Linked DNA regions of Mus musculus: region 1 is linked to region 2. A link is a loop called in an ENCODE intact Hi-C map of the cell type or tissue named here. Cell type or tissue: heart. All regions are shown on one strand. Each heading gives the region's core, and the rest is flanking DNA. Links, peaks and the distances in the headings are about the cores only.

The links. A loop is a pair of places that touch in the nucleus more often than their neighbours do. Peaks named below come from ENCODE experiments on the same cell type or tissue, not always from the same donor. Only the 100,000 strongest peaks of a DNase experiment are listed, where the experiment ranks them.
Region 1: a loop joins it to region 2, with 3 times the contacts of the local background. A loop is called at or near these places in 13 of 42 quality-filtered maps.

The regions. Positions count from the first base shown.
Region 1 is chr2:103,844,186-103,853,299 of GRCm38, reverse strand. No RefSeq gene overlaps it. Among named protein-coding and RNA genes, the nearest start is that of 4930547E08Rik, 38 kb to the right of the region's middle. In heart, for the core only: CTCF peaks have their summits at 4,013 and 4,214 (motif pointing right); a DNase peak (open chromatin) is centred at 1,919.
Region 2 is chr2:103,792,248-103,801,361 of GRCm38, reverse strand. It overlaps Caprin1 (cell cycle associated protein 1), which reads left to right and starts at 3,722. Exons shown (of 19, transcript NM_016739.3): 1 at 3,722-3,899; 2 at 4,422-4,631. The coding sequence starts at 4,422. In heart, for the core only: CTCF peaks have their summits at 3,880 and 4,081; DNase peaks (open chromatin) are centred at 3,721, 4,151, 4,881 and 5,391; H3K4me3 peaks cover 4,339 bases; H3K27ac peaks cover 3,431 bases.

The DNA of each region.
Region 1 (9,114 bases), core at 404-8,403, 52 kb before region 2:
GTGGAGAAAGGGGAACACTCCTCCATTGTTGGTGGAATTGCAAGCTTGTACAACCACTCTGGAAATCAGTCTGGCGGTTCCTCAGAAGATTGGACATAGTACTACCGGAGGATCCTGCAATACCTCTCCTGGGCATATATCCAGAAGATGTCCCAACCGGTAAGAAGAACACATGCTCCACTATGTTCATAGCAGCCTTGTTTATGATAGCCAGAAGCTGGAAAGAACCCAGATGCCCCTCAACAGAGGAATGGATACAGAAAATGTGGTACATTTACACAATGGAATACTACTCAGCTATTAAAAAAATGAATTTATGAAATTCCTAGGCAAATGAATGGACCTGGAGGGTATCATCCTGAGTGAAGTATCCCAATCACAAAGGAACTCGCACAATATGTACTCACTGATAAGTGGATAATAGCCCAGAAACTTAGGATACCCAAGATATAAGATACAACTTGCCAAACGCATGAAATTCAAGAAGAACGAAGACCAAAGTGTGACACTTTACCCTTTCTTAGAAATGGGAAAAAAACACCCATAGAAGGAGTTACAGAGACAAAATTTGGAGCTGTGACGAAAGGATGGACCATCTAGTGACTGCCATATGCAGGGATCCATCCCATAATCAGCTTCCAAATGCTGACACCATTGCATACACTATCAAGATTTCGCTGAAAGGACCCAGTTATAGCTCTCTCTTGTGAGACTATGCCGGGGCCTAGCAAACACAGAAGTGGATGATCACAGTCAGCTATTGGATGGGTCACACGGCCCCTAATGGAGGAGCTAGAGATCTTACCCAAGGAGCTATAGGGAACTGCAACCCTATAGGTGGAAAAACAATATGAACTAACCAGTACCCGGGAGCTCTTGTCTTTAGCTGCATATGTATCAAAAGATGGCCTAGTCGGCCATCACTGCAAAGAGAGGCCCATTGGACTTGCAAACTTTATATGCCCCAGTACAGGGGAACGCCAGGGCCAAAAAGGGGGAGTGGGTGGGTAGGGGGTTGGGGGGGTGGGTATGGGGGACCTTTGGGATAGCATTGAAAATGTAAATGAGGAAAATACCTAATTAAAAAAAATTACTGCGCTTTTTAAAAGATTTATTTATTTATTTATGTATATGAGTGCACTGTAGCTGTAATGATGGTTGTGAGCCATCATGTGGTTGCTGGGAATTTGAATTCAGGACCTCTGCTTGCTCCAGTCGACCCCGCTCACTCCGGCCCAAAGATTCATTTATTATTATATCTAAGTACACTGTAGTTGTCTTTAGATGCACCAGAAGAGGGCATCAGATCTCATTGCAGATGGTTGTGAGCCACCATGTGGTTGCTGGGATTTGAACTCAGGACCTTCAGAAGAGCAGTCAGTGCTCTTAACCACTGAGCCATCTCTCCAGCCCTACCTCTGTTTTTTTTTTTTTAAGATTTTATTCATTGTGAGTTTCACATCATGCACCCCAATCCCACTCATCTCCCCGTCCCTTCCTATCCATCCTTCGCCCTTGCAACCGCTCCAGCAAAATAAACTAAGATAGAATAAAAGCAAACAGGAAAAGCATCTTGTTGTAGAAGCTGTAGTGTGTCACACAGCACGCCCTTTTGTCCAACATTTTTACTTGTAAAAGTTCATTGCAGTGAGCCATTGGTCTGTTTTGAGACCTCTGACTTCTACACTATCAATACTGAATCCTCACGGGGACTCCTTATGGATACCCTGCAGCCTTGGATTGACAGGAGTGGCTCTTTCAGGAGATGGGATAGATGGGCATCAGGGGGATGGACTCAGCCCTGGATCTGGGCCTGGGAAGTAGCTGAGTTGGTCAGTCTGCCAGCTCTCCTGTGCCTTCACTGCCAGGGTGAGCGTTCCAGCACTGCCCTGGCGAGCTCACCCAGTGCCACAGTCAGCAAGGGGCACAGGCAGCTCTCCCAATCTCATGTCCTCTGGGCCAGCTCTGCTCTGCTGGCCAGGCAAGACGCAGGGCTTGTTCTGCAGCTGCTCAGGGCCAGCTCTATTGCTCTCATGACCTTGGCCCATCTCACCCACCTGACACAGGCTACCATTGCTCTTGAATCTGCCTTGCCTGTAACTTTAGTCTGTAACTTTAAACTTGCTTTACACTTTTTCTTGCCAAACTGCACATTTTGTGTATCTTTTTTCTTCCCCTCTGTCCTTTCTCACAGTAGACCTGTATGAAAGCAATAACTAATAGCCACAAAACAGCCTACATACTATCTTATATGAAATTTCCTTCACCAAACAAGCTAGTCTATTTCTAATTTATCCTCAGTCAAGTTTCCAGGACAGGGAACAGCCAGGCTCTTCTCCAGACTGTCACATAAATGGCCTCTAGTCTAGTTCCTGATAGAGTCCCTGTTTGCCTGTGAACCTCACAAGCCAGGCTTTGATTATCTGCATTTCTCTTGGAATTCTGCTCTTCCAACTCCCACCGGAACAGTTCATTCAGCTCTGCTTATGACAGAATCCCAAACTTCCACAGACCAGTCTCACGGGGCTGTAAGTCATGTGGCCAGGATTGTCACAGCGAATGCCTAGACCTCAGTACCAACCTTCTATTCTAGTTACTTCTCCTCACAGATTTAACAGTGAGAAGGAGAGGTTAATTTTGATTCACAGCTGAACCATCTTCCCTGTCCCCGGAGCTTATCTACGCACACAGGGATCCGGGGGTGGAGGTTGGGGGGTGGTTTGCAGAGGGAGCTCAGCAGTCTCCCAGGAAAGAGAAAGATTGACCCATTTCCCTGCTCCCAACATCCTGTCTGAGACTGCAACTAGACACAAATACCAGGGTGAATATGAGCAACCCAGAAAGTATCTCGAGAGACAAGCAGAAAGCAATAGATCCAAGAACGTAAAGGAGATGCAGGTTGCAATGGCTAGCCTTGACAGTTACTCAAAAAGGACAAGTGGTTCCTGGAGATTCTAGGTCATTCAAATACTGGGTGCTGAACTGGCTCGGGCCTGTTTCTGAAGGTCACTGTGGAATTGGCTCTGGCCTATCTCTAAGGTCACTGTGAAATTGGCTTTGGCCTATCTCTGAAGGTCGATGTGCTGACTAGTTTGTTTTTTCTTTCTTTTTTTTTTTTTTTTTTTTTTTTTTTTTTGTCAACTTGGCAAAGGATAGAGTTATCTGAAAAGATGGATCTGCAAATGAAAAAATGTCTCCATAAGACTGGACAGTAGGCAAGCCTGCGGAGCATTTTCTTAGTTGGTGATTGGGAAGAACTCAGCCCATTGTGGGTGGGGCCATCCCTGGGCTCGTGGCCCTGGGTTCTATAAGAAAGCAAGCTGAGCAAGCCATGTGGAGCAAGCCAGGAAGCTGCACCCCTCCACGGCATTTGAATCAGCTCCTGCCTCCAGGTCCTACCTGGTTTGAGTTCTTCCCTTGGCGTCCCTCAATGAACTGTGACTCAGAATATGTTAGCCAAATAAACCCTTTCCTGCCCACGTTGCTTTTGGTCATGGTGTTTCATCTCAGCAGTAGTGACCCTCAATAAGACAGCCAGTGCATTTAATAAATAAGACGATGGTTACAAAACAAAAAACAAAAAAACATAAACCCCAGGGCCCCAGCTCCTTAGCAGGGACAAAAGGCTCTCAACAGAACACACTTGAAGCAACAACTTCTCTTGAAGAACTGCTAGAGAGCTGATGAGCCGGGACCTGCCTCTGCTGCTGGGCAGTGACTCCTGCCAGCCAAGCCCTGGGCTGCGTATCAGTAACTGATGCTGCCATTTGGTGCATTGGGAAGAGAAATGCGGACCGAATCCCCATCCTGGAGCAGCCTGGCTTCCTGAGGCCATGACTCCATGAGGGAATAAAATGTGAATCACTATTGTGGGTCCACTCGATGGGTGTGGCCTGAGGGAGGCGGGGACCACCCTTGGAGTCTCCCACCTACTTCTGCAGCAGATTCTACTACCAACTATGGTTACTGGATGAGCCGTGAACAGGAGCCTGGGGCCTGAACGCGGCTACTTTCTGGCATGACCAGCTTCCTCCACACTCCATGCCCTTCACTGCTGTCCACCCAGCAAAACAGAACCAAACCAGCCTGAGCTTGACTACCTTAGAACACCTATTCCTGCCTCTAGGTTCTAGGGTACCTAAAAGATAAGACAGATGGATGCAGTCCTGTGGACAAAGAGAAACAGACTTCTGAATTTCCAATTACAACCAGCAGGGGGAGCCTTGAACAATGCAGTCTGGGAACAGAGAGAGGACTGTCCAGCAAGAAGGAATCCCTGCAGGCAATACCACTGACCCAAAGCAACTACCTTTGATGCATAGTAATTACTATGGGAAATAGTAACTACTCACATCATAATATCCTCTTGTGAAATGTAAACAGTTTCTCCCTGCTAGTGGAAGAAGCTAGTGAAAACTAGAACTTCCCCTCCAGGAGTTGTGTAGACCGAGAATACAAAACTCCCTTGCACTTCCTCACCCCTCCTTGCCCTCCTACTCTTTGAGTTTGAGTTGCCTACTCTATCTGCAACCATAGCAACCCGGCTGGTGGGAGATTATGGAAACTCCTACACATTCTTTTAGATTCAGGTAAGTCTTCACCTTACTCATGAGGCCACCTCTAATACCCTCTTCAGCGTCTGAGAAGGTTGTCTCACTGCGACTACACTGGCACCACAGGCACATCTAAGCTGGACTCCTGCCTCATCTCTCAAACCTCTCTTGATGAGACCAGCAAGATGGCTCAGAAAGTAAAGGCACCAGCCATCAAGCATGATGGCCCGTTGGATTCCTGGGACCCACACACAAGAAGTTGTCCTCTGGCCATCACTAGTGTGTTGTATCATGTGAACACATACATGCATATACACATGCAATAAATAAACACTATTTAGTAAACTTTAAAAAAAGAGTTCTATTTACTTGGCTTATATTTGCAACCCTGGTGTATATGCATGACTGGTGTGGGGTCACACAGACACTGATCACACATGTCAGACACTTAAGGCGATTGTATTGCATTGGAGTGGATGGGCCTGTGGCAGACTGTCCAAGGGACGAAGTTGAGGCAGAGAGGCCTAAGCTACACTGGCAACGCAGTCAGAAAACAAGTAGAATTCATGTCCTCAGGCAGAGAGCTGTGCCTGGCATGACCACTGTCCAGGAAAGCCAAGGGAGACAAGACACGAGAAAAACAAGGAAGAAGGAATCTCCAGGAGAGGTAGGAGGTGGAGTGAAACATGAGAAGCTGAAGTCCAGTCTACTGTTAAAGTAACTTTTATTCTCCTGTTGGTAATTGTCTCAGAGGCTCACTGCCTCCGTCTGCTAACCTGGTCCTAGTTCTGAAACCTTCTAGACTCTGTACAGTATCATCTAAGCCTAGAATATTTTCAGCCTCTGAGAGTTGCTATTGAATATGCTCACTCTAGTTCTTTTTGAACTCTGGCTGGCTGGTTCAACTCAAACTCCTCTCTAAGTTGACTGATTCAATCTGGCTTCTCTTAGTTTCTCACTGAATTGCTCTGCTTGGCCTCATACTAACTTTGTCAATGTGTTCTAATCTTCTGGCTCCTTCTCATTCTCTGGTTTGTTCTGTCTTTGCCTGTGTCTAGCTTGTTCTCTCTTCAACCTGTCTCTGTAAAACTCTACTGGTAAGACTGCCTCCTCCCTCTCTCTGCACTGCCCCTCAAGTAGCTTCCCTTTCCACTCTTTTGTGAGAGTTGGGCGTATCCTATTCTGTCAAATCTTTCTCTGATTTGTCACTTTGTCTGCCACTCAATTAGACATCACTGGATGCTTCCTTCTACAAACTAACTTTAACTTCATTATTTGTCATTAAAGGTGTGTACTAAGGATGTGTGTGTGTGTATATTCTAGCTGGGGGTGGGGGCGGGGGCAGGATTAAAGGTGTGTGCTAAGGGCTGAACCTTGCCACAACTAGAAACAGGTCTTTTTTTTTTTTTTCCAGTAAATAACAACAACCTCTGGGTTCACAGTATGATCAAATATCATGCAACAGTCTATAGTCCTTGAAAGTGATTACCACAAAATGTTCCAGACAGACTTGTGAGAGAGCATAGGCATCCTATTTTTAAAACAGTATCAACTGTGTTTCTTGCAGAACTCCACAACAAATTTAAGGAGTGAGATTTGTCCTTCTCGCTGGTTCAGAGGGGCAGGGTGGAGGAGGATGACCTGGTACAAATAGCTTGCAACACACTTTTAGCCTTTGAACCACTTGATTACAAATTTCAACCCACTTTAAATCAATACAGAGTGATACCAAAGCCAACCTGGCCTCAGATCCACTTACAATGTTGTGAGGTTTACTTGTTTGTATCCTTGGCTGGCCTGGAGCTTGCTATGACAACCAGGCTACCCTTAAGCTCAGAGAGATCCACTTGCCTCTGCCTCCTACATTCTGGAATCAAGGCCAGCAGACCTTTATTGGCTGTATCCAATAAAGAATCTCTGTATACCCTGACTGTCCTGGAACTCACTCTGTAGACCAGGCTGGCCTGGAACTCAGAGACCTGCCTGCCTCTGCCTCCTGAGTGCTGGGATTAAAGGTGTGTGCCACCATGTTTTTAAAGTGAGGAGGGGAAGAGAAGTTGATGGTTGCTGTGTTCCATTTACTACAGAGTTGCTTTTTAGCATCAGCAGAAGGCCACATGGTTTCCCCGGAGCTTTTGAACTACATATTTCCCTCTCTCATCTCTTACCTGCTTGGTGTAGTCTGTGCTATTTTCCCTACTGGTCCTCCCTTTGCATGAGGAGGCAATGACCGCTGGTGCAGGAGTGTTTGTTTAGCCGAGCCACCCCACCATCATTCCATCCTCCAATGTACCCTTTGTTCCCCACCTGAGAACTGGGCTTGCTTTCAGGATCAGAGATGGCACTTTGATACTCTTCGCCTCCAGTGGGCCTTGTTAGTTTTCTTAGGATACCAATAGGTGGTGGAAGCTACCCACAAACTACTTCCCTTGGGAGCTCAGCCTTATTAGTGAGAGACATGATTGGAAGGCTGAAGCAGCAGGCTAGAAATCTATATGCTTTCAGTCCCAACCTTAGCCATAAAACCAGCCCAAATCAAAGACCACACAGGCAGGCAGACAATGTGGGCTGAAATTTCAAATATGAAACCTCAAGGATGACATCATCCATTTACTGCAACTTACTCAAATGCTTCTAAAAAAGGGAATGTAATAAACAGGTGAGAGTCCTGTGAGAAACACATCCAAGTCTATACAGAGCACTCAATCTCCATGCAGACCAGGACTCTCGCCCAGCCTCTGCAGCTGCCCTTATCAAATGCCCCTTCCCCAGACTCAGCTATGCACAGACCAAAGGACAGCAGGAGCTACAGCAATTCTGCAGGAAATGTACCTGCATATTGCATCTTCAGGAGCCTGCATAGCAATCTAACAGGGAGTAGGACCCTGCCCTGGGGGCAGGAACCCACCCCCACCCCCATAGGGCACTGGCCGCCATTGGTGCTCCCAACCTGTCAGTCAAGAGCCAACAGTATCAGCAAAAGGCTATCAGCCTTCAGGAAGTGTCCAAGCACTCGACTAACACAGTACACAAAGAGTTAATGTTCAGGACACAACAGACGTAAGAGCAAAACCAGCTGACTATTGAGGGAGGCTTTGAGGATACACCGCTCTTTGTGGCTCAAAGTTGTTTATAAATTAGAAATAATAGTGTCAGGGAGAGCCTGGACATGGTGGCCCACATCTTTGATCCCACCGCTGGGATCTTTGAGTTTGAGGCCAGCCAGGTCTACAGAGTGAGTTCCAAGACAGCCAGGGTTACATAGAGCAACCCTGTCTCAAAAACAAACAAACAAAACCACCACTGCAACAAAGTGATAATACTAAGCAACAAATACTTGAGAAAAGGTGATTGCAGTTGAAGAGTTTTAAGGCCTTTATTATGCTTTAAGGAAGATAATGCTGTTTGCTAACATTAAATTTGGTTAAGACAGACACTATTGCATAGGCCAGCAAGATTTTGCTGAAAGGACCCTGATATAGCTGTCTCTCTGTCTGTCTGTCTGTCTCTCTCTCTCTCTCTCTCTCTCTCTTATTTTGGTTTTTTGAGACAGGGTTTCTCTGTGTAGCCCTGGCTGTCCTAGAACTCACTCTGTAGTCCAGGCTGGCCTCGAACTCAGAAATTCGCCTGCCTCTGCCTCCCAAGTGCTGGGATTAAAGGCATGGGCCACCACCACCCAGCGATATAGCTGTCTCTTGTGAGGCTATGCCAGTGCCTGGCAAACACAGAAGTGGATGCTCACAGTCAGCTATTGGATGGAACACAGGGCCCCCAATGGAGGAGCTAGAGAAAGCACCCAAGCAGCTAAAGGGATCTGCAACCCTATAGGTGGAACAATATGCACTAACCAGTACCCCCAGAGCTCGTGTCTCTAGCTGCATATGTAGCAGAAGATGGCCTAGTCGGCCATTATTGGGCAGAGAGGCCCCTTGGTCTTACAAACTTTATATGCCCCAGTACAGGGGAACACCAGGGCCAAGAAGTGGGAGTGGGTGGGTAGGGGAGCAGTAGTGGGGAGGGTATAGGGGATAGCATTTGAAATGTAAATGAAGAAAATACCTAATAAAAAATTGGAAAAAATTGGTTAAGAAACTTGCACATTTATGAAGTAGCCAATGTAAGAGTAAAGATGGAATATAGTCTGGATATAGTTATCTATGTTTATAATCCCAAATCCCAGCACTCAGGGGCCTGGGTCCAAAGGATCTTGGTTTGAAGCCATCTTAGGCTCATATAGACAAGCTTGGGCAAGACAGCAAGATTCTAGCAATAAAAAACAAATTTTTGGGTAAGATAGATTAGTGGCTATCTATGTGAAAGCCAGTAAAGAAGAGAGTCAGAATTTAAAAACAAACAAACAAAACAATACAAAACAAAACAAAACAAAGCAAAGAAAAAAAACAACTTATTTCAAAGAGGGTAACAGAGGAAAACTCAAATTTTTCACACAGGCTGGAGATTTGGCTGGTAAAGTGTTTGCCTATCATGCCCAAAGTCCTAGGTTCAATCCCTAGTGCCCCAGATAACGGGCATGCTGTTGCATGTCTGTGACCCCAGTACT
Region 2 (9,114 bases), core at 790-8,789:
TGATACTTCTTGAGAAGATCAGAGCAGAAAGAAAAGAGGGGATTGAGATGACATAGTGTAGAAAGTGAAACCACAACAGTTATGTGTGTTCACCAGTGTTTCAGTTTCCCAAGTAGGTCCCTGACAGAATATTGTCTCTTGATCCTCTTACTGTCTTCGGTGTCATGTAACTCTGGCATATGTTGTATGTCTGGAGAATTTGACTAACTTCTAGAGCCAGCCGTGGAGATATGTGCCTGTAATCCCATCCCTCAGGAAGCTTTGGCAGTAGTACAGTGAGTTCAAAATGGCTTGAGCTACACAGTGAGATCCTGTCTTAACAGCCCCCCTTTCCCACTACTGGAAATACCTCTGACAGTCTTGTCATTTTTGGAGACACGGTTTCTCTGTGTAGCCCTGGGGGTCCTGAACTATCCAGACTGGTCTCACACTCAGAGTTCAGGATGCCTTTGCCTCCCAAGTTCTAGGCCTGTGACACCACTGCCTACGGATACCTTTGATAGTCTCACAGCATAGTAACCAACAGCCTCTCTGGCAGTCTGGTCTACTGAGCACGACTACAAGCAGAGCCTTCTGTTTAAGGCAGGGCTTTGAATACTTGTGTTACAGAAGAGGGAGAGATAGTATTTTAGATGTAGATGACTTTTGCTGGGAGAGCATTTGTGGGCATGCACATTCCACCGAAAGCATAGCAAGTCTAGAAAATAACTTGGAGTCCATTTTCTCAGTCTACCACGTGGTTCCTGGAGGTCAAACATGGGTTGTGAGGCTTGTGCAAGTGCTTTTTCTTAGTGAGACATTTCACTGGCTTGTATTTTAGATGTGTACTCTGTCACAGTGACTTAACTCTGATTTGCTGTTGCATAAAAGTCTCCATAGAAAGTACATGGAGCTGGGCAGTGGTGGTGCATGCCTTTAATCCCAGCACTTGGGAGGCAGAGGCAGGAGGATTTCTGAGTTCGAGGCCAGCCTGGTCTACAGAGTGAGTTCCAGGACAGCCAGGGCTGCACAGAGAAACCCTGTCTTTAAAAACAAAACAAAACAAAACAAAACAAAAACAAAAACCATGGAGGCAGATGTTTCAATAAATCTTTATAAAAACATACAGACCTGGGAGATAGCTTAATGGGTAGAAACACTCTGTTAGCATGAGGACTGGGCTGAGTCCCAGAACCCATGAAAAAGTTGAGCATGGCTATTTGTGTCTGTGACCCCAACATTAGGGTCAAAGTCAGGAGGATCTTCAAAGCTCTCTGGCCAGTCAACCTAGCCAAAATAGTTTCCCTTACAGGGAGAGATAACTCAGAAGACATTAAGTCAAAGGATAGAGAAGACAATGGTTTCAATATCTGGTCTCAAAGACATTGGTCAAGTTGTGCTGAATCAAGCAATTTTTCAAAACTCTCCAAAATTCTCAAGATTTGGTAAAAATGCAGGCAAATTCAGTTGGTTTGGCTTGGAGGTCAGAGATAGTGATATGACATTGGTTGGTTTATATTTGAAGTTACAAGTAGGATCATAATCCTCTCTAGTCAGAATATTTTTATCATAGGGCTAAATAGTTTACTTAAATCATTTCTTAGGTTGACTTTTACCCTTCTCATACCTGACACACAGCTGGCTAGCAAATCTTTTGGCTCTTGTTGCAATGTAAACTGAATCTGACCCTGGTTACCATCTTTCACTGCTCTACAGTTACAATGTACAATGAATCCGCCTGCCTGCATTGCTTCTGCTTCACTGTACTACAGTGGGCTGGCTCATTCCCACAGTCTGTTCCTTGGTCTCTCGGCTTCTGGTTTTATTTTAGCCTCTCATCTCTAGTACACATTTCTTGACAACTCTTTATACAGCAGTAAGGGTGGTTTTAAAAATTTACTTTTTGGCTTTCTGAGACTGGGTTTCTCTGTGTAATAGCCCTGGCTGTCCTGGAACTCTCTGGGTAGACCAGGCTGGCCTCAAACTCAGAGATCCACCTGCCTCCCCAGTGCTGGGATTAAAGGCCTGCACTGCCATGACAGTAAGAGTGATTTAAACCACATTTGATGAAATTAACATTCCCTATGTCACTCAGCAAATATCGAAGCCAGGCCCCTTTATGGCTTTCTTTTTTATTTTTGGTTTTTCGAGACAGGGTTTCTCTGTGCAGCCCTGGCTGTCCTGGAACTTACTCTGTAGACCAGGTTGGCCTTGAATTCAGAATATCTGCCTGCCTCTGCCTCCCAAGTGCTGGGATTAAAGGTGTGCGCCACCACTGCCCGGCTTATGGCTTTCTTTCTTACTCTTTCTAGCCACTGTGAAACACATTAAGGTTTTGCCATATTCTCCTATGTCACTCTTGTTCAGTCTGGAACTTACTAGGTAGACTAGGCTAGTCTAGTAGTCTTGAGCTTAAGAGGCCTGCCTGTCTCTGCCTCTCCAGTGCTTGGATTAAAGGCAGGAGCACTAACCAAGCTCCTCTCAGATCTTGCTCAATGGTGTTTCTTTTACTAGAAAGGTCCTCCTCTAAGCTCTCTTTGCTTCCTCCAGTCCTGGCTCAGAAGTACCCAGGAAGGTTTTCATTCCCCATCACCTTTTTTTCTTCCTTTGGTTTGTTATTTTTGTGCATACCTCCCAATACAAACACTGTGAAAAAAAAAAAGCTGTTTTGTTCACCATCTCTAGCACTGCAGATTTCCTAGCATGCCATAAGGTGCTCGATAAATACTTAAAAGCACAGATTACAGACTTTACAGTTAAGTGGAGTGAGTATCTCAAGGCCACGGGGTGCTGCTGTTTCTCCAGGCTCCCTCAGGATATACTGGTGCCAGCCAGTGTTAGTCATTTTAATTCTTTGATAGAACCCTCTTCTAAATTTCCTTTTCATGGATTTTAAATTATAAATTGGTCATTTACTGCTCTCATACATCATGTTGCTGAATTTTCCACGGATCATATTCCTTTTAGTACCTTTCTCTAGATCACTCATTTTTTCCTTTTACTCGTTATCCACCCTCTTTGACCACCCCCCCGCCCCCCAAATAATTCTCCTGGACAAAAAAGTGCCCCCCTCGCACCCCCTCCCGGCATCTTGCATAGTCTTTAAAGTTTTGGGTAAAATCTTAAACAAATCGGGTAAAGATAAGTAATTCCTGATAGGGCGTACTTATCTATCTCAGGGTAGGAGAAGACGGGTTTTTAACATGACTGGGGTAATTAAGGAGATCAAAAAGCCATGAAGGATGTTCATTCTCCATGCCTAGGTTATTGTATAATTATTATGTGGCAAGTTGCCTTTTCTCAGACCTTTTAGGGTGAGTTTGCATGCTCTCCATACAGAAGGAATTCTAGAAGCTGGGATTGCACCACCCACCCCACGCACCCCTTACTTGCAGAAACCTTTGCCCCTCCAACCCCCACTCCCACCAAATAAGGGCTCTACAAGGGGCAGTCCTCAGCTCCAGAGCCTGAGGCTTGACACCCATTGTCCCCGTTAGGATGTCAAGAGATTTCGCCTGAAGGACCCCAGCTTAGGTTTCACTCAAAACTCAAGGATCTGGGATAACGGTCTCCGTGAGGGTACTTTCCAGATATGCAAAGGGACAGGAACCTGGCGCCGAGGACACGGCCCGACGGGAGGCGCGGTCCGGTGACCTTTTTTCGACAGGCATTCCAGTCGGGCAGCCTCACCGGCTTGAAGGCCCTCGCTCCCTATTGCTCCCGCCCCCCCTCGTTGCAGAGCGCTGGCTGGCTAAGTCCCTCCCGCGCCGGCTCTTGTCCCACTAGGAGCAGCTCAGAGCCGCGGGGACAGGGCGAAGCGGCCTGCGCCCACGGAGCGCACGTCTCTGTTCTCAACGCAGCACCACCCTTGCCCCCCTCGGCTGCCCACTCCAGACGTCCAGCGGCTCCGCGCGCGCACGGTGAGCGCCATCCCGGATCAAAGGCGCCGAAGGGGAAGAAGGCCGCTGTACCTGGGTGTCCTTTTTACCTTCGGAGCGGTCCGAGCGGCTGGGAGGGCTCGCTCAGGGCCTCCCCACCCCCACCCCCAACCCGGTCACTCCAAGTGCCCTTCTCCACCCCTGGCCCTGACCTTTGTCCCTCTCGTTCTCGCAAGGCAACGGGTGCCACTTGCCCCGATGGGGACCGTTGCCCTGGCGGTTGACGGCGGCCGTGCCAGGCCCCGCCCCCGGCGCGAGCTTGGTGCCCCGGGGAGGGGGGAGGGGCGGGCGGCCCGGCGCCCCGCTGGCGGGTCGCGCGCGTGCCCGTGGGCCCCTTCCTGCCGGCGGCGCGCGCCGCCCCCTCCCCCCACCGCGCGCGCGCGTAGCCGCCTGCCCGCCCGCCCGCTGCGCGTTTTGTCCCGCGTCTCTCCCCGTCCGTCTCCTGACTTGCTGGTCTTGTCCTTCCCTCCCGCTTTTTTCCTCTCCTCTCTTCTCGGTCTAAAGATGCCCTCGGCCACCAGCCACAGCGGAAGCGGCAGCAAATCGTCGGGACCGCCGCCGCCGTCCGGTTCCTCCGGGAGTGAGGCGGCGGCCGGGGCAGCTGCGCCGGCTTCTCAGCATCCGGCAACCGGCACCGGCGCCGTCCAGACCGAGGCCATGAAGCAGATTCTCGGCGTAATCGACAAGAAACTTCGGAACCTGGAGAAGAAAAAGGTGCGAGGAGTTAGTGGAGAGGGAGGGCTCGTGGCTCCAGCCCTACACCGGTCCCGGCGGTGGATGGTGCTCCTTGCCCAGAAAACGGGCGCCTCGGGGAGGTGCCTGTCACCTGACCCCAACGCGGCGCTGCCTCTAGGCCTCGGTTACTCACATCAGGCTGAGCGGGGCCTTTCCGCCTGGTGACCGGTTGCTTGGGTGGTGGGCCCGTTGCTGGGTATGCTCCCAAACTGAGGCCTGACTTTTGAAGGAGGCCAAGGGGAAGAAACAGTGTGCCCGGCCCGATTGCTCGTGGAGTTGAGCGGTCCATGCCTTGTAACTGTGGCGTTTGCCTTTGGTACCTAGGCTGGGGGCTGGTGGAATGGCTCTCTTCCCAAGAAAAGATATGTGTCTAGACCTGAACTAGGGTTGCAGTCCCGTCAAGTCCTAGTTAAGCGGGCCTTTGCTTGGGTACCCCCGCCCCCTTCCGATGGGCTCCCTACGTTTCCCCCTTTGTTTCGATTGTCTGGGTGCTTGGAACCTCACGCCCAGCCTAGTCACGAGGTAGTTTTTAAATGAGTGTTTTTTGTTGTTGTTTTTTGCCATGACCTTTTCTTTTTAATTTATTATTTTTTACCGCTTCAGCATTCTAAAGGGTCAGGGAGATTTCCTTGATCTTTCGGAGGTGGATCTAGTTTAGACTGGAGACTGCCTCTGGGTCTCTGGGCACATGGAGTGTCTAACATGGCGGCGGCTGCGGGAGAGGGAAGCGCTGTACAGGAGCTGCATTGTGAGCACAAAGCGAAAGCAGAGGGGGAGGGCAGAGACCAGGCAGCAGCCCCGCCTAGCCCCCCCTCCCAAAAAGTCGAGCCACACCCACACTGTTTTGGCTTTAATATTTAGCCATTCTGGACCATACTGTTAGATTACTTAAACCGGCTTTTTTGTTTTATGCGTTTAGTGTAGGACCGTATACCAACACAGTTTAGAGGAAGAGTCTGGGTAGAAGTAAATTTCTACCCTGATTAAGAAAAGTAGTGGAAAGGGACAAACATGGGGTGGTAGAGTGAAAATGGAGGCAATTTACCTGGAACTGTTATTCTAACTTGCCCTTTTACATTAAGTATAATGTAACTTTTGATAACTTATGCCTGCCGGGGCATATTTTAAAATTTTGAAAAATTCCCATGAAGATGTTTAGTTAGTTGTTTAACTAGTTAGAGGAGATTAGTGAGATAGGATATTGGCTAAAAATCTGAGCTGTAGGAGGTAAGTTGGAAAAATCCAGGCTATTTACATCTTAATCTTGTGGTTTATCTGCTGATTTCCCATTTTTAGTAGTGAGTTTGAAACATTCACCTTTGTACTTTTTCTGTTTCAGTGTTGAAGAGTGGCCATATTACTAAAACTTCCCAGACTTTATTTGAAATTGTGAATATACATGAACAAGATATGAAACTTTAGCTATTTTGATAAGAAATTTTAATGTATTAAATTATTAAATAGTGAAAAGAGGAAATATTAAAATAGTGAAAGCACTGTAAGCTACATTCAAATATGGAATTTCATGCCAGCATTTCCTTTTTTTTTCTTTTTTTTCTTTTTGAGACAGGGTTTCTCTGTGTACCCCTGGCTGTCCTGGAACTCACTCTGAAGACCAGGCTGGCGCCTCTAACTCAGAAATCCTCCTGCCTCTGCCTCCCAAGTGCTGGGACTAAAGGCTTGCGCCACCACACCCTGCTAGCATTTTCTGATACTTGCGTGTGTTTGGTACCCTGTGTGAAATTGAGTTTAACTTGGGTATCTTTAAATTTTCCTAATGCAATAAAGCAGTGTTGTTAGGCTGTTGCTCCAAACGGTTTAATTTTTGGAATTTCTGGGAACTCAGTTTCTTGTAGAATAGGATCCGACATGAGCTTTAATGATTTGAGGTATCAATGTTAGTGGTTGCAAATTCTTCAAATATGTTTATTAAAGAGCAATGTTGAGTAGCAGTCATTATATTTGTGAGGTGACAGATTGAAGTGTTTAAGGGCATTTTAAAACAAGACACAGAAAATGAGGTTATCCCCATGGAGACTTGAACCATAACTGGCCACTTGTTCTCTCTAGCTATAGGTAAGAGTAATGTCATCACCTGGGCCATGGTGGTACACTCCTTTAGTTCCTGCATTCAGGTGGATCTCAAGTGTGAGGCCAGCCTGGTCTACAGAGCCAGTTAAGGACAGCCAGGACTACTCAGAGATACGTTTTTTTCCAAGATTCATGATTGATATGAAGATTGACTCAGATAATAGTATCTTATGATGTAACAACACAGTTACATGAAAATGTTTTCATCATTTCTGTTGTCAGTGTTTTGATTGCTGAAGAAACAGTGAGAAGATGGGGTTATAAACACAGGCTGGGCTGAGCTGCTCCCTCACTAGACTGCTGATAATGGATCTTTTTTGTTTTTGTTTTGTCTCTCTCTCTCTCTTTTTTTTTTTTTTTTTGAGACAGGCTTTCTCTGTGTAGCCCTGGCTGTCCTGGAGTGCACTCTGTAGACCAGGCTGGCCTTGAACTCAGAAATCCACCTGCCTCTGTCTCCCAAGTGCTGGGATTAAAGGTGTGTGCGCCACCACTGACCAGTGATTATATTGGATCTTAATGACTGTTAAAGAAGCTACAGTTACTTTGAAGATGCTCAAGGCATTGGACTTTGCATTAATATGAGCACATCTGGTTTTCATTTATTTCTCTATGACTGGATGATTTGACCCGTGAGAGGTTTTCAGTAGGACTGAGCATTTGTAAAAAAAAAAAAAAAAAGAGGATTTGCTCTATGAATCAGTTTTAATACTTCTTTAGAAACTCCAATGTAATGGTCATATTTGATTCTTACCTTTTCATACTACAGCCTGCTAGACCAAGAAGGCATTCTAACAAAAGTTACTAGTAGCTAATGTAGTATACCACTTTAAGGCAGAGACCCAATACAATTGTATTTTATTTAAGAAAACAGTTTTTTTATTCATTTGTTAATTTCTGCAGTGAGAATGCAAACTTCCCATTGGTGGGGTTCACAGAATGATCAAATATCCTGCAACAGAAATATATGGCTTGGTCGTTTTTTGAAGTTTAAAATCAATTGTAAATGTTAGCGCCTTACTTAGCAATTAAAATACAAATAATACTGAGTTGTAGGACTTATTACCTAGTTTTTTTGAGCAGTACTTTCAGTACAGAAAAGGGCTTTAGGCTATATAAGATGATATTTGGAAACAGTCTGCAGTTTAAGAGATACTTATTTGATAGTGCAAGATATAATCAGTTTTGATGTAAAGGATGTTTTTAATAGGTGGCATTTAAAATGACTGACAACTCTACTAGGTGAAAGGTTAGCTAGTGTTCTCTTTGCTTTAAAAATCCTTAACTGAAACAAACTGATTGGGAAATGTATATATATTTTTTTATCCAGACCCTAAAGCAGTGGCTCTCAACCTGTGGGTCATGACTCCTCTAGAGGGTGGGTGGGGTCACCTAAGACCATTTGAAAATACAGATATTACATTACAATTATTAAATGAAGTAGTAACAAATTAATTTTGTGATTGGGAGTCACTACAACATAAGGAACCATATTAACAGGTCATCATAGCCTTAGGGAGGTTGAGAACCATTGCTAAAGGCTATGTACTTTATGTCTTTGTAATTAATATTCATTAGATAGTGAGGGTAACCTTTCTAGGCCCGCAGTGTGTTTCTTAGAATTTTTGATGCAACTGTTGTACAGGGCTTGTGTTAAATGCTTTAATAAATACTCATTCTTAAAACAATTTAATAGATAAAAATAATTGGTTTTTTTTTTTTTTTTAACATTTCAGGTTTTGGGGTGAGTTAGCTTCTTAATTGTTTTGCAAGATCCATTCATTCCCAGCACAGAGGCTAAAGTTACTACGTTTTATATTCTTGTCTTAGAAAAAAAAAAAAAACCAAAAAACTACGATGCTTAATTTAAGAACAAGGTTGTTTCAAGGGTCTATATGTAGCTCTGGTCATTCTGGAATTTGTTATCTAGCCAAGCCTGGTCTGGAACTCACAGATCACCTGCCCCTGTTTTCTGAGTGCTGGCATTAAAGGAGTGTGCCACTATACAAGTTTACTTTGTTTTGAATTCACCTTGCCAAAGGGAAAAACTATGACATGTGATTGGTTCTCAACTCTCTGTGCAACAACCCCCCCCCCCCCCCACCATGGTGTATGATATTTGAAAAGGTTGAGTTGTGAAGGCCTTTTCCTGGGTGAGAATAGAATCATGAGTGTTGTTGTGTTGTGTTAAATGATAGATTTTACCTTAGGATACTTACGTGAATAAGAATACATTTTGTGTTATATACAGATTATGAATATAATTTGTTGGAGCTGGAGAGATGGCTTAGCAGTTAAGAGCACTGTCTATTTTTTCAGAAGTTCTGAGTTCAATTCCCAGCAACCACATGGTGGCTTACAACTGTCTATAATG